Regions from separate parts of the Mus musculus genome. Here region 1 is linked to region 2. Evidence: chromatin contacts called from ENCODE Hi-C or POLR2A ChIA-PET data. All regions are on one chromosome and are shown on one strand. The core of a region is the stretch at or near the end of the contact, and the rest is flanking DNA. Distances in the headings are between cores, read along the strand shown.

Region 1 (2,700 bases), core at 35-2,534, 46 kb after region 2:
GCCAATGAGAGGAAGTAATAGTAAAGTCTCTTTCTTACAAGTTAATTAGCAGGATGCCTAGTCTTATCATCACTTGGAATCGTGAAATATTGTGGCCCTAAGAGAACGTGGGTGAAAATAATGTTCTTGTTAATCAGAGCTAGGAAAAGGGGTAGTGAACGCAAAAGATCCCAGCAACTAGACCTATTTTAAAGCGACATCGACGAACTAATGCCTTAAGTCTACTTGGAGGCCAGAAAAAATACATGCTCATGAGTATCGGCTGGTGATCTGTCTTTAAGAGCAAAGACTGTCGAAAGTAGAAAGACTGCTGAAAATGAATGATGGGAAACCACCTAGTATTTTAAAAAGTGAGGTGGATTACGAAGCAGAACTTCAATCCAAAGAAAAGATCGTTATGGAGAGGAGGGGTGAGAGTGGTCCTGACTGGCTGAAGCCGTGGGAAGGCGGGATGCTGAGGTGAAACCTCTGACTCAAGCTTTGAAGATAAACCCCGAGAGCGGCGGGCGGGAGAGGAGCCGAGCTTCGACGTGGCCCCGGGATTCCCTCACCTTGGCCTTGTAGCTGGGCAGGTTGCAGAGGATGTCCGTGCGCAGAGCCTCTTCTGCTAGGCTGCGGGCGCACAGGCTCCGCCACACCTCGCTGTTCTCGTCGCCGTGGAGGCAGCGGTACCAGTGCTTGCAAACCAGGGCGCAGCTCCGCAGCTCGGACAGCTCCAGGTAGGAGAACACCAACTCCAGCACCCGGCTGGGCAACCGGCCGCCGACCCCGGAGGACCCCGAGCCCGCGCTGGCGCCGCCGCCGGCACCGGCGCCGCCACCACTAGCGCCGCCCGAGGCTGCCCCAGCCCCCGGGCCCGGCGCCGCCATCGCCTCACCAGCCGGCCCGAGGGCCGCCGCCGCCGCCGCTTCGCCCCGTCTCGGCGCGGGAGGCCAAGCCTCGCCTACAGCCGCGAGCGGCTCGCTCACCGCCCCTTTCAGCGCCAGCCGCTCGCGCCTCCACCGCTCCCGCCCCTGCCCCGGGGCGTCCGCTGCGCGCCCCGCCTCACTGAGGGCAGATGGCGCGAGCCGCTCGGGTTCCCGCCCCTCGGAGCCGCTCAGCGCGGGCGCCGGAACCGCCCGCCTCGCCCGGCCTGCCCGCGACGCGCCCCGGGATCCGCCATGCGAGTTGAGGGCAAGAAGCAAGGGCGCACGCCCAGCTCGCCCGCCGCGCCTCTCTGCCCGGAAGTGACTGTTCGGCAGAGGCGCCTCGCTCCCTAAAGCTTGATGGGATTGGATGCTGCGTGTGAGGTCATCGCTCGGCGCCACCGGGAACGGGAAGCCCAGGTATGAGGCTGTTGGCCAGCGGGGTTCGGATCTGTTCGCAAGTGCTTTTTTTCTGTTTTTCCTCTAATGGCCTTGACTCGGCTCTCCTTGGCCTCTCTTCCTACGGAGTTTCCCGTCTCACTTGGTTTCTGCTCCCTCTCTAACTTTGTTCACGACACTTCCCTTTTTTGCTAGCCAATTCTTAGATCCTTCACCTTCAGGTCGCTTGGATCAATTTCCTTTCCCTTTGCGCAGTTGAGGACCTCTTGTCGTGGTCAGGTTAGATCCATTTTATTATATTTTATTTTTTTTTACCTTGAGAAATTGACATCTTCTTTTCCTGGCTAGCGCCGTAGGGGACTCACCAGAACCCATTCTCAAAGTAAGGTGGCTAAACCTGAGCAACCCTCGTAAATACGCAGGTTTTATTATATTTGAGATTAAATAAACAAGTGTAGGTAATCTCAAAGTGTCATTTGAATACTAAGTGTCACAATCTTTTTGGACAAAATATAGTGTGTTCAGTAAAAAGTAGTAGTAAAAAGATTAAGAAAAACGTGTTGTTGTTGGGTTTTTTTGTTTTGTTTTGTTTGGTAATTTGTTAATCCCTAGAATGAGGTAAGGTGGAAACATAAAGATGATTTCCTGGGAGGAAAAGAACCTAGCATTATTTAGTTATGCTATTTTAAAGAGCATTTAGAAAAAGAATAATAGAGACTGGAGTGATGGCTGAGCAGTTAAGAGCACTTTCTGCTCTTGTAGAGGACCTAGGTTCGTTCCTAGCACCCATATGGGTGCTCAAGGCTTAACCTGAGTTGTAGCTTAAGTTCAAGGGGAGCCAAACCCTCTTCTGGCTTCGGGAATGACTGAGCTGTACACACATACATGCTATACACATAAAATAAAGTAAAAGAACTACAGTGTGAGCCAGGCATAGATGAGATCTTTTAATCTGACTTTTTTTTATATATAATTCTCAACGCAGCTCTATGAAGTGATTATTATAATAATAGGGCTCACAGACTCAGGCATCAAGTCCAGTGTCATGCAATTTTTATGTAGTAAACCTTGCCTGAGATCCACCTATGTGTAATTAACTTCCTGGTTTTTAGTAAAAACAAATGAACAGCAGCTGCTTCCCTACCCTGGTATAATTACATGCTTATGATTTGCTAATCCCTTCCTCAAGATGTCTTGCACCAAGTAACCCAAATTCTTGTCTGTTGTGGTCATGCTAATGCCACAGTCTTCTGGTTGTTTTGGTTGTCACTTAGTTTCTCCACATCAGGACTAACTTTAGTCCAAAGCTATGAAGGAGCGTTGACTCACACATTATAATAATGGCCTCTCTCTTCATGGCTCCTGAATGTTGAACCAAATTTTGTCTGAATGACAG
Region 2 (2,700 bases), core at 74-2,573:
TTGCTGTGGATTAGTGTTGCTTCTTTGATTGGTCTGTAAGCTTAAGGCCCAAACTAGGAGAGACAAGGTGGTTATTGCCCAGGCGCTTGCAGGACTAGAACATGGAGCTTCCCCTGATATATCTATGCTTAGGCAATAGGTCGCTGGCCACTCAGCTCTTATATCCCACGAGGCTAGTCTCATTGCACGGGATAGAGTGAGTGTGCTTCAGCAGCCCGAGAGAGTTGCAAGGCTAAGCACTGCAATGGAAAGGCTCTGCGGCATATATGAGCCTATTCTAGGGAGACATGTCATCTTTCATGAAGGTTCAGTGTCCTAGTTCCCTTCCCCCAGGCAAAACGACACGGGAACAGGTCAGGGTTGCTCTGGGTAAAAGCCTGTAAGCCTAAGAGCTAATCCTGTACATGGCTCCTTTACCTACACACTGGGGATTTGACCTCTATCTCCACTCTCATTAATATGGGTGGCCTATTTGCTCTTATTAAAAGGATAGGGGGAGATGTTGGGAGCCGCGCCCACATTCGCCGTTACAAGATGGCGCTGACAGCTGTGTTCTAAGTGGTAAACAAATAATCTGCGCATGTGCCAAGGGTATCTTATGACTACTTGTGCTCTGCCTTCCCCGTGACGTCAACTCGGCCGATGGGCTGCAGCCAATCAGGGAGTGACACGTCCGAGGCGAAGGAGAATGCTCCTTAAGAGGGACGGGGTTTCGTTTTCTCTCTCTCTTGCTTCTTGCTCTCTTGCTTCCTGCACCCTGGCTCCTGAAGATGTAAGAATAAAGCTTTGCCGCAGAAGATTCTGGTCTGTGGTGTTCTTCCTGGCCGGTCGTGAGAACGCGTCTAATAACAAGGGCCCTCAGATCTTTGTTCTCATTTCCTTCCTGCACAGCCCCCCTTCCTGACTCCCCTTCCGGTTTGTAAGTTTCGGAGAAACTCTTGCTTTCAAGGGGCTTCCTCAGGGGGTGAACTAGAAACAGGAGACTCCAGAGCTGTCCCACGGGACCACTGCAGGCAGACTACAGGGTAACACAAGGCCAAATGATCTTCAGGGGGAGCGGCAAAATCCCATCTCTGGAAATGTCAACTGCACCGAGGAGAAGGATCGTCCGGAGTGCACTGGAGCAAGGAGGAGGGTTTCACGACCCCTAAAGCCCTTTGTAACCCCAGATGCCATCCCCCAGATGAAAACAGTGAAGCCAGAGGTGGTGAGGAAATGGAGATGCCAAAAGAGAGGCAGATGGGGAGGGGGGTCCCCGCAGAGTTCTCTTCTGCTTTCCGGTTTCCCTGGAGGGCTGGCTCTAGCTTCTCTGCCTGCCTCTGTCAATTTCCATCAGTGTCCGATTTCACTTGATAAGGAAGCAGAGGGAGGGGGAGGGGGCCTCACCAGGCTCTGCAGGGAACAGTAATGGCCCTGAAGCAGAAACAGGTGCTCCCTTCCTCGATGTCAACGCTTCCGGCCCCATCCCGGGCCATACAATAACAGCGGGGAAATTAAATTTAACAGGAGAGAAAACACAAGCCTAATTAAAGCAAGGGTTGTTTTGAACTCTGCAAATATACCGTGTAAAGCGGACAAAGAACCCCGGCCAGCCTATTTCCGAGTTCCAGAGAAGAAAGAACAATACAGTCAGGTCAACAAGCCGGGGGCCCTAGGGCCCCGTTGTCCTGGACAGGATATAAAGATGAATAGCTTCTTTTCTTACCCTCAAAATACTCCCAGGCTCCAACTGCACCAGAAAGCTAAACAACAAATGATAAGGAAATGTGCACTATAAAACATGCTTCGATCTGCGTTACCAGAAGACGATATGGAATCTCCCTGGAAATTGCAAGTAAACAGACTATATCCCAGATCCGTCGCATTCTCCCAGGGTGGTTCAGAGGCAGCTTTACAGAGCCCTACAGAAACGGTCTAAAACCTGTGTCCCTCGTCCCTCTTTGGTTCAGTCTAGAGCCAGTTTTAAAAGTAGGTCTCCCTCCCTCTCTCCTCCCTGAGGCGTATTCTCTCTGTGTAGCCCTGGCTGTCCTGGAATTCATTCTGTAGACCAGGCTGGCCTAGAACTCAGAAATCTGCCTGCCTCTACCTCCAGTGTGCTGGAAATAGGGACGTGTACCACAACAGCCTAGCTAGAAATGGTTACACATGAAACCATCTTCCATTAGCGCCTTAGTCTAGTACCTCAGTCATGTGAGGGGTTGGGACTGTGTTGTTACAATTCATTCACAGACCAGAGGCTGAGGTTCAGAAAGGGCCAGTGACTTCCCTGAAATCCAGCAGGTAAAATCATGCAAGAGACTGGTGACTTAGGCACTCTCTTGAGAGATCGTATTCTCCACAAAGCCTCTGCTGTGACATTGGTGTGGAAAGGTTATTTAGGGTGCTGTGCCTGTAGGTTTTGGTGAAAAAAACCAGAAGGTCCTAGAATCACATTTTCCGGGGATCTTTGCAGAATTCTTCATTACCTCTGTTTTGATACCCAACTACGCATGTCCTGTTCCCAGGCAACTTCCCTGTGGCATCCATGTGTGTACAATGCTACATGCCTGACTGCAGGTAGAGTCCTTGCCCTCCTACCCTGTCAACCAAAGATCCAGCAAGTGAATGAGAAGCATGGAGACATGAGAAACAGAAGCCCTTGCCTTCCAGGTGGTTGGAGGTAAATATGATGGATCTAGGTGAAACGTGCTCGTTCATGCT

Evidence for each region. A loop is a pair of places that touch in the nucleus more often than their neighbours do. ChIA-PET counts read pairs that join two places held with the same protein, here RNA polymerase II (POLR2A).
Region 1: a loop to region 2 is called in a map of heart, with 2.1 times the contacts of the local background. The contact joins the promoter of Wdr53 here to the enhancer-like site in region 2. A Hi-C loop is called at or near these places in 2 of 37 maps with a recorded cell type or tissue (both heart). POLR2A ChIA-PET finds 5 or more read pairs at or near these places in 2 of 5 experiments (both embryonic stem cell).

Annotation. Positions count from the first base shown.
Region 1 is chr16:32,245,943-32,248,642 of GRCm38, forward strand. It overlaps Wdr53 (WD repeat domain 53), which reads left to right and starts at 1,285. Exons shown (of 3, transcript NM_001185162.1): 1 at 1,285-1,325. Fbxo45 (F-box protein 45) reads right to left here and starts at 1,083. Exons shown (of 3, transcript NM_173439.2): 1 at 552-1,083. The coding sequence starts at 869.
Region 2 is chr16:32,199,490-32,202,189 of GRCm38, forward strand. No RefSeq gene overlaps it. Among named protein-coding and RNA genes, the nearest start is that of Bex6, 21 kb to the left of the region's middle. Within about 2 kb of position 1,324, at least 2 of the 3 ENCODE cell types and tissues checked have a DNase peak (open chromatin) inside an H3K27ac peak, as active enhancers do; they include heart, where a contact is called at or near this core.